Regions from separate parts of the Homo sapiens genome. Here region 2 is linked to region 1. Evidence: read pairs that join two places in POLR2A ChIA-PET (ENCODE). Cell type or tissue: A673. All regions are shown on one strand. Each heading gives the region's core, and the rest is flanking DNA. Links, peaks and the distances in the headings are about the cores only.

Region 1 (7,668 bases), core at 2,026-4,525:
TTCACTCATTCCTGCATTCATTAACTCACTCATTTGTTCATCCATTTGTTGGCTCACCCATTCATCCATTCATTAGTTCACTCACCCATTCATTTGTTCACCACCCATTCATTCATTTGTTCATTCCCGCACCATTCATTCATTCATTCATTCCCACACTCATTTGCTCATTCATTGGCACGCCCATTCGTTCATTCATTCACTCATTGCCTCATCCATTCATTCATTCAATCAGTCATTCGTTCATTCATTCATTCATTCGCCACTGGGGAGCTGCAATCCTACACACCTGAATTTGAATCCAGCACCCCGCCCCTGCCCCAGCCTTTCCTACCTATATGACAGGGCCAACAGACTTACCTATTTTGGACTTCTCCTTCCTCCTCCGTAAAATGGGTTTCATAATAAATAGTTCCTACTGCGGAGGGTTACCGGGAGGATGCCAAGGTACTACCTGGCAGCACTCAGTCGACCAGTGCCTAGCATACAGTAAGCGCACCATAAAACTGTGACTCGTTCCTCACAGAAAGAGCTAGCTGGTCCCGGCGCAGCTCTGACATTCTCTAGCCATTTCCGGTCAATTTCCGCCACTCCTGGGACCCACGGCTCCTCCGGTAGAGGAGGGGCCTTGGGTTCCTTTCTGTCACTGTAGCGTCCCCAGTGCCTGGCCCATGGCAGGTGCTCCACAAACATGCATCAGATGAACACTTGGGGGAGATGCTCCTTCAAGCAGTAAGCATTTATTGAGCGCCCACTGGATGCCACGCAGCATTCGCAGGCCTGGAGACTCTGGGGCACAGCCAAGACCCTTGCAGGTAATTGGCATTTTAGAAGGAGCCCTGGAGGCCAGGCGCGGTGGCTCACGCCTGTAATCCCAAAACTTTGGGAGGCCGAGGCGGGCAGATCACCTGAGGTCAGGAGTTCGAGAACAGCTTGGCCAACATAGTGAAACTTCGTCTCTACTAAAAATGCAAAAATTAGCCAGGTGTGGTAGCGGGCGCCTGTAATCTCAGCTACTCAGGAAGTGAGGCAGGAGAATCGCTTGAACCCTGGAGGCAGAGGTTGCAGTAAGCCGAGATCGCGTCACTGCACTCCAGCCTGGGTGACAGAGCGAGACTCCACTGCAAAACAAATAAACAACAACAAAAACAAACAAACTAAAACAACAACAACAACAACAAAACCGAGGTCTTCCAGAGCCAGAATTTAAGAGCAACGACGCAGCAGACAGGTGACAGGGGCTTGAATTCCGTTTGGTTATATCATCCTTGCTGTGTGACCTTGAGCTAATCGCTTTCCCTCTCTGAAATTCTCCCTCTCAATTTCTCAACGGTTAAATGAGATAGATAATAGGACAGGCACCAAGGAAGCACTGTGGGCATTTGAGGCTGGATCTTTCTCTAGAATGGGGCTGTCCTGGGCACTGCAGGGTGCCGAGCAGCATCCCTGGCCTCCACCCACTCCACACCAGGAGCACTCCAAGTTGTGACAACCACAGATATCCCAACACTGGCAAGTGTCCCTCCATTGACACATTGACCACTGGCTTAGGGCTGGGTGAGCATTGAGCATTTACACGTCGGTGTGGTCCGTGATTATTCTTAGACTTTTACTTTTTTTCTTTTGAGACGGAGTCTTGCTCTTCCACCCAGGCTGGAGTGCAGTGGTGCGATCTCGGCTCACTGCAAGCTCTGCCTCCCGGGTTCAAGCAATTCTCCTGCTTCAGCTTCCCGAGTAGCTGGGATTACAGGCACACGCCACCACGCCTAGCGAATTTTTGTATTTTAGTAGAGACGGGGTTTTGTCATGTTGGCCAGGCTGGTCTTGAACTCTGACCTCGTGATCCACCTGCCTTGGCCTCTCAAAGTGTTGGGATTACAGGCGTGAGCCACTGCGCCCGGCCCTCTTAGACATGTTTGGACAAGAGGAGGGAGGAGTGGGAACCAAGGCAGGAAAATGGAAAGTGACAGGCATTTGGGAAGGAGGGTGTCCTTGGAACTCTTCTCTCCTTCCACCCTTGGGGGTGGGGAGGTCCTCTGAGCTTCTCCAGAGAAGAGACCGAAACGGATCTCCCAGCTCAGGGCTTCAGTTTCCAACTGTCTCCTACACTTGTCCTCCTGGATGCCATACAAGATCAGAGCAAATGGCCAGGCATGGTGGCTCACGCCTGTCATCCCAGCACTTTGGGAGGCTGAGGCAGGCAGATCACCTGAGATGGGGAGTTCGAGACCAGCCTGACCAACGTGGCAAAACCCCGTCTCTACTAAAAATACAAAAAATTAGCCGGGCGTGGTGGTGGGCGCCTGTAGTCCCAGCTACTCGGGAGACTGAGGCAGGAGAATGGCGTGCACCCGGGAGGCGGAGCTTGCAGTGAGCAGAAGTCGTGCCACTGCACTCCAACCTGGGTGACAGAGTGAGACTCCCTCTCTAAAAACAAACAAACAAACAAACAAACAAAAACCTGGGCGCGGTGGCTCACGCCGAGATCGCACCACTGCACTCCAGCCTGGGAGACACAGCGAGACTCCATCTGAAAAAAATCAATCAATCAATCAGAGCAAATGCCCCTCGGAGCCCACTGAGGTGTGTACCATGGATACTGTCAGCCCTCCAGGCTTCATCCAAGCCCTGGCATCACCGTGACACCTCTCTCTTGCCCCACACTCGGTCCACCGGCCAAGCCCACTGGCTGCACACTGTGTCCTGTTCTGCCCCTTCTCACCCCTTCCACGGCCACCACCATAGTCTAGCCCCATCACTGCAGGTTCTGCCTCTGGGATGCATCTTTCTTCTTCAGCCTCTGACCTTGTCCCCTTGTCCCTTCTCCCCCAGCAGCCAGAGGCAGCTTCCTAAACCTGCATCAGATCTCATCTCTCCTGCACAAAAGCCTCCAGAGACCTCACTCAGCTTAAAATGCAAACTGCTCACAGCAGCCCAGATCCTGCCCACTGCCTGTTTCCGTAGAGAATGGTATTTACACGTGTGAGTCGTTGGAGGGGGGAGAGAAAAGCAAAATAAGAATCATCCTTCCTGACACGTGAAAAATGATATGAAATTCACATTTCTGGCTAGGTGCGGTGGTTCACGCCTACAATCTCAGCACTTTGGGAGGCCAAGGTGGGCTGATCGCCTGAAGTCAGGAGTTCAAGACCAGCCTGGCCAACATGGTGAAACCCCGTCTCTACTAACAATACAAAAATTAGCTGGGCACGGTGGTGCACGCCTGTAATCCCAGCTGCTCGGGAGTCTGAGGCAGGAGAATCGCTTGAAAGTGGGAGGCTGAGGTTGCAGTAACCTGAGAGCACTCCAGCCTGGGTGACAGAGCCAGACTCCATCTCGGAACAAAACAAAACAAAACAATTCACATTTCAGTGTCCATAAATAAAGTTTTTTCGGGGCCAAGCCCTGCCCATTCATTTGTAGATCGTTGGATGCCACATGCAGGATATGAAGAAAAAAGTGTAGACAGTCAAAGGCTATTCTCAGGCTGCAATGGCAGAGCTGAGGCTGGTCTGCACCACAAACCAAAAATATTAATCCTCTGGCCTTTTAAGAAAAAATTTGCTAACCCTTCTCTGAGCAGCCCCACTCTGCCAGTGCCTGACCCCTGACCTCATGGAGTTTTTCCTTCCTTCCTTCCTTCCTTCCTTCCTTCCTTCCTTCCTTCCTTCCTCCCTCCCTCCCGACGGAGTCTCGCTCTGTCGCCCAGGCTGGAGTACAGTGGCATGATCTCTGCTCACTGCAAACTCCACCTCCCGGCTTCAAGTGATTCTCATGCCTCAGTCTCCCGAGTATCTGGGATTACACGCACCCGCCACCATGCCTGGCTAATTTTTGTATTTTTAGTAGAGACGGGGTATCACCATGTTGACAGGCTGGTCTTGAACTCCTGATCTCAGGTGATCTGCTCGCCTCAGCCTCCCAAAGTGCTGGGATTACAGGCATGAGCCACCGCGCCTGCCATCATCTCCATTTACATTTCCCTCGGTGTAATCCATGCTGCCATAGTAGCCTCCTTCTTGTCCTTCAAACAGCTGGGTCCCACCTCCAAGCCTTGGCCAGTGCAGCTCCTTCTGCCTGGAGCACCTGCCCCACCGTGCACATGGCTGCTTTCTTTACTGCTGTCCACTCTTGGAGATGCCTCTTCCAAGAGCCCTTCTCTGACAGCCCTTTCTTTAGCTATATTTTTCCTTCATTGTTGTCTTTTTTTTTTTTTTTTTTGATGGAGTCGCTCTATTGCCCAGACTGGAGTGCAGTGGAGGGATCTCGGCTCACTGCAACCCCTGCCTCCCGGATTCAAGCGATTCTCCTGCCTCAGACTCCTGAGTAGCTGGGATTACAGGTGCCCACCACCACGCCTGGCTAATTTTTGTATTTTTTAGTAGATACGGGGTTTTGCTGTGTTGGCCAGGCTGGTCTCGAATTCCTGACTTCAAGTGATCCACTCACCTCGGCCTCCCAAAGTGCTGGGATTACAGGCGTGAGTCACTGCGCCAGGCCTCTTATCACCACCTAAGATACTACATACCTTTTTAAAAATATTCTGTTTACTCTCATTTTTTATTTTTATTTATTTATTTATTTTGGGACAGGGTCTTGCTCTGTCACCCAGGCTGGAGTGCAGTGGTACAATCATCATTCACTGTAGCCTCGACCTCCTGGGCTCAAGTGGTCCTCCCATCTCAGCCTCCTGAGTAACTGGAGACCACAGGCACACACCACCATACCCAACTAATTTTTGAATTTTTTTTGAAGAGATGGGGTCTTGCTATGTTGCCCAGGCTGGTCTCAAACTCCTGGGCTTAAGTGATCCTCCCATCTTGATCTCCTAAAGTGCTGGGATTACAGGCGTGAGCCACTGCGCCCAGCTTGTTTCCTCTTGATCTCTCCCTTAGAATGTCACCTCCTCAGGGGCAGTGATTTTTGTCTATCTTAGTCACTGCTGTATTCCATGCAGGACCAGCTATAGGTTTTGCAGGGCTCGGTGAAAAATGAAAATACGAGGCCTGGCCGGGCGCGGTGGCTCACGCCTGTAATCCCAGCACTTTGGGAGGCTAAGGCGGGAGGATCGCTTGAGGCCAGGAGTTCAAGACCAGCCTGGGCAACGTGGTAAGACCTCACCTCTGAAAAAAAAAAAATGCATACTTAAGTAAAAAATAAAAATATAAAAAGAAAAAAGACAGAAAGAGAAAGAGGACTTTCCAGGAAGCATTGATGTATGGAGTCTGTGACTCTCTAGAAACCCCAATCTTCCCACTTGGGAGATTTTCCTGAAACCTAAAGTAAAGGCAGGAGGTCAGTGAAGCCCCAAGTGAACAGCTCCAGGTAACTCCCATTTTATGGATGGAAACACTGAGGCCCACGGACAGCCCAAGGGGGATCAGAGTAAGCAATGCCAACTGTTGGGACCCCAAAGAAAGAAACGGTGTTGGTTGGGCACAGTGGCTCTCGCCTGTAATCCCAGCACTTTGGGAGGCTGAGGCGGATGGCTCATTGGAGGTCAGTAGTTTGAGACCAGCCTGGCCAACATGGCAAAACCCATCTCTATTAAAAATACCAAAAAAAAAAAATTAGCTAGACGTGGTGATAGGCACCTGTAATCTCAGCTACTCGGGAGGCTGAGGCAGGAGAATCCCTTGAACCCGGGAGGCGGAGGTTGCAGTGAGCCAAGATCACACCACTGCACTCCAGCCTGGGCAACAGAGCAAGACTCTGTCTCAAAATAAATAAATAAATAGGCTGGGGACGGTGGTTCACGTCTGTAATCCCAGCACTTTGGGAGGCTGAGGCAGGCGGATCATCTGAGGTCAGGAGTTCGAGACCAACCTGGCCAACATGATGAAACCCCGTCTCTACTAAAAACACAAAAATTAGCCAGGTGTGGTGGCGTGCACCTGTAATCCCAGCTACACGGGAGGCTGAGAGAGGATAATCTCTTGAACCCGGGAGGCGGAGCTTGCAGTGAGCCGAGATCATGCCATTGCACTCCAGCCTGGCAACACAGCGAGACTCTGTCCCAAAAATAAATAAATAAATAAATAAAAATAAAAGAAAGAAAATAAAATAAAAGTAAATACATAAATAAGAAAAAGCCGGTGTTAGGGACCAGGAAAGGCCGGAGAGTGCCCTAAGGAGAGGAGGAGAGGGGTAGCAGTGGCTAGAAGACACGGAACACAAGGTCCCAGTGACAGGAGGGGGGGGCCTGGCCCCTGCAGTCATGGGTGTTTGCTTTCTTCCCTCGGGGCTGCTGAACAAAAGCTGAACTTGACTCCGGCTGCCTGCTGCGAAACTGGAGAAGGGCAGGTGGAGGGATGGATGGCAAGGTGCTCTGGGAGGGGAGGATGGAGGCCCTGCAGCTTCCCAGCAACAGCCAGGCCTCCCATCTGCTGCAACAGTTCCAGCCCAGGCTATGGGCTAACCTCAGGCCCCTCCAGCTCCAGACACTCTCAGAGGCCCTCACACCCGTCTGAGGTTTTAACACCTATCCTGTCCCCATCCAATTTTGACTTTGTCCCGACCCCTCCCATTGCAAACATATCAAAACACACCCACATCCCGAATGAGGTATCTCTTTTTTAGCCACCCACACTTCTTGAAAGATTTACTTAAATATTAAATATAACTATGCTTTGGAAATTAAGCAATCATATGGCTTGGTTTACCAGTGGCTACTACTTCTGAGGAATGCTTGGGGAAAAAAAGCATTCAGGAGTTGACCCCTGAAAAATATGGGTTTGAATGCCCAGGTCCACTTACACATGGATTTTTTTGTTCGTTTTTTGAGACGGAGTCTCGCTCTGTCACCCAGGCTGGGCAATCGTGCAATGGCGTGATCTCGGCTCACTGCAACTTCTGCCTCCTGGGTTCAAGAGATTTTCCTTCCTCAGCCTCCTGAGTAGCTGGGATTACAGGTGCCCACCACCATGCCCGGCTGCCTGGCTAATTTTTGCATTTTTAGTAGAGAGGGGGTTTCACCATGTTGGCCAGGCTGGTCTCGAACTCCTGACCTCAGGTGATCTGCCCGCCTCTGCCTCTCAAAGTGCTGGGATTACAGACGTGAGCCACCATGCCGAGCCAGATTTTTTTTTTTTTTTCGAGACGGAGTCTCGCTCTGTTGCCCAGGCTGGAGTGCAATGGCTCCATCTCGGCTCACTGCAAGCTCCACCTCCCAGGTTCATGCCTCAGCCTCCCGAGTAGCTGGGACTACAGGCGCCCGCCACCACGCCCGGCTGATTTTTTGTATTTTTAGTAGAGACGGGGTTTCACCGTGTTAATGAGGATGGCCTCGATCTCCTGACCTCGTGACCCACCCACCTCGGCCTTCCAAAGTGCTGGGATTACAGATGTGAGCCACCACGCCCAGCCTATACATGGATTTTTGACTGTGCAGGAGGGTGGGCTGTAATTGTTCAAGGGTCAACTATCATCGAGGAATTGAGTCCACGTGGGAAGAAAAATTTTAGGATCACTCCACAGTGAATGAAGCTCACCCAATGCCACATTTTGTAGGCAGTTAATGGACCGTTTTTCACCTCTTTCTCTCCCGCTGTCTGTCTCCACCCATTCTCTTTTCAATCAATGCACTCCCCTCCCACCTCCAGGCCAATCATGTTCATAGTAACGCAGCCCTGGGGGAAGGCTTGTGTCTCACTTCCTAGCTGTGTGACC
Region 2 (2,500 bases), core at 1-2,500, 93 kb before region 1:
CGGGTGCCTGTAATCCCAGCTACTCAGGAGGCTGAGGTAGGGAAATTGCTTGAACCAGGGAGGTGGAAGTTGTGAGCTGAGATTGCACCACTGCACTCCAGCCTGGGCAACAGAGTGAGACTCTGTCTCAAAACAAACGAACAAACAAACAAACAAACAAAAAAACACACTCTGGGATCTGTTGGGTCACAGCTGGTGCATGGGCTTGTGGCATCTGGGCAAATGAAGAAGGACAATTCCCTTGGAGTTTTCTTTTTTCTTTTTTTTTGAGACAGAGTCTTGCTCTGTTGCCAGGTTGGAGTGCAGTGGTGCAATCTTGGCTCACCACAACCTCCGCCTCCTGGGTTCAAGCGATTCTCCTGCCTCAGCCTCCAGAGTAGCTGGAACTACAGGCGCATAGCACCACACATGGCTAATTTTTGCATTTTTAGTAGAGATGGGGTTTCACCATGTTGGCCAGGCTGGTCTCGAACTCCTAACCTCAGGTTATCTGCCCTCCTTGGCCTCCCAAAGTACTGGGATTACAGGCTTGAGCCACCATGCCCGGCCAATACCCTTGGATTTTTCAAGAGGAGCCCTGGTTATCGTACACTTGACATTGATCTTCACAGCCTCCCTCATGTCCTTGTCAACTTCAACCACTTTCACAAAAGTGGTGCTTCATCTTGTACCTCACCCACCTGTCCCTTTCTGTTTTTTTCTTTTTCTTTCTTTTTTTTTGAGACAGAGTCTCGCTCTGTCACCCAGGCTGGAGTGCAGTGGCACGATCTCGGCTCACTGTAAGCTCCGCCTCCCCGGTTCACGCCATTCTCCTGCCTCAGCCTCCCAAGTAGCTGGGACTACAGGCACCCGCCACCACGCCCAGCTAATTTTTTGCATTTTTCGTAAAGACTGGGTTTCACCATGTTAGTCAGGCTGGTCTCAATCTCTAACCTTGTGATCCGCCCACCTCGGCCTCCCAAAGTGCTGGGATTACAGGCATGAGCCACTGCGCCCGGCTGCCTGGCTAATTTTTTTCTATTTTTAGTAGAGATGGGGTTTCACCATGTTGGCCTGGCTGGTCTCAAACTCTTGACCTCAGGTTATCCGCTGCTTCAGCCTCCCAAAGTGCTGGGATTACATCCATGAGCCACCTTACCCAGCCCCTTTCTTAATGTTTTTTTGTTTTATTTTGAGATGGAGTCTCACTCTGTCGCCAGGCTGGAGTACAGTGGCGTGATCTCAGCTCACTGCAACCTCCACCTCGCAGGTTCAAGAGATTCTCCTGCCTCAGCCTCCCGAGTAGCTGGGATTACAGGCACGCACCACCATGTCCGGCTAATGATGGAGTTTCACCATGTTGGCCAGGATGGTCTTGATCTCTTGACCTCATGATCTGCCCACCCCGGCCTCCCAAAGTGCTGGGATAACAGGCGTGAGCCACCGTGCCTGGCCTAATGTTTTGCTTTAATGTGCTCACAAAGGGGTTTGCAGTAGCAAGCAAGATATCAAAGACAGAGAAGCACCAGAGCCTTTGCTGTTGTTCACAATGAAAGAAATCTGAAAAGAGAATAAGCACATATGGCGTGCCTGTGGTCCCATGGAGAGGCTGAGGCTGGAGGATCGCTTGATCCCAGGAGTGCAGGGGTACAGTGAGCTGATTGTGCCACTGCACTTCAGCCTGGGCAACAGAGTGAGACCCTGTCTCAAAAGAAAGAAAGAAAGAGAGAAAGAAAGGAAGGAAGGAAGGAAGGTAGGAAGGAAGGAAGGAAGGAAGGAAGGAAAGAAAAAAAGAAAGAAAGAAAGAAAGAGAGAAAGAAAGAAAGAAAGAAAGAAAGAAAAGAAAGAAAGAAAGAAAGAAAGAAAGAAAAAGAAAGAGCGGGCCAGGTGCGGTGGCTCATGGCTGTCATCCCAACACTTTGGGAGGCCAAGGCAAGCACATCACCTGAGGTCAGGAGTTTGAGACCAGCCTGGCTAACATGGTGAAACTCTGTCTCTACTAAAAATACAAAAATTAGCCTGGTGTGGTGCCAGGAGCCTGTATTCCCAGCTACTTGGGAGGCTGAGGCAAGAGAATTGCTTGAACCAGGGAGGCGGAGGTTGCAGTGAGCTGAGATTGTGTCATTGCACTCCAGCCTGGGCGACAAGAGCGAGGCTCTGTCAAAAAAAAAAAAAAAAAAAAAGAAAGGAAAAGAAAAGAAAGAGAAGAGAAGAGAAGGAGGAAGGGCCGGGCGGGGTGGCTCACACCTGTAATCCCAGCACTTTGGGAGGCCGAGGTGGATGGATCATGAGGTCAGGAGTTCCAGACCAGCCTGGCCAACATACTGAAACTCTGTCTCTACTGAAAATACAAAAATTAGCTAGGCATGGTGGTGCACGCCTGTAGTCCCACCTACTCTGGAGGCTGAGGCATGAGAATCGCTTGAACCTGTGAGATGGAGGTTGCAGTGAGCCGAGGTCGCGTCACTGCACTCCAGCCTGGGCGACACAGCAAGACTCGGGGAGGGAGGGAGGGAGGAAG

The links. Peaks named below come from ENCODE experiments on the same cell type or tissue, not always from the same donor. Only the 100,000 strongest peaks of a DNase experiment are listed, where the experiment ranks them.
Region 2: POLR2A ChIA-PET joins it to region 1 with 12 read pairs; 1 of 35 experiments calls an interaction of 5 or more read pairs at or near these places.

The regions. Positions count from the first base shown.
Region 1 is chr19:4,189,851-4,197,518 of GRCh38, reverse strand. All of the region lies in intron 2 of ANKRD24 (ankyrin repeat domain 24), which reads right to left. Among named protein-coding and RNA genes, the nearest start is that of ANKRD24, 11 kb to the right of the region's middle. In A673, for the core only: no CTCF peak of the experiment used is centred there; a DNase peak (open chromatin) is centred at 3,528; H3K27ac peaks cover 1,007 bases.
Region 2 is chr19:4,285,552-4,288,051 of GRCh38, reverse strand. The region is part of intron 4 of SHD (Src homology 2 domain containing transforming protein D); the gene reads right to left. Among named protein-coding and RNA genes, the nearest start is that of SHD, 7.5 kb to the right of the region's middle. In A673, for the core only: no CTCF peak of the experiment used is centred there; no DNase peak of the experiment used is centred there.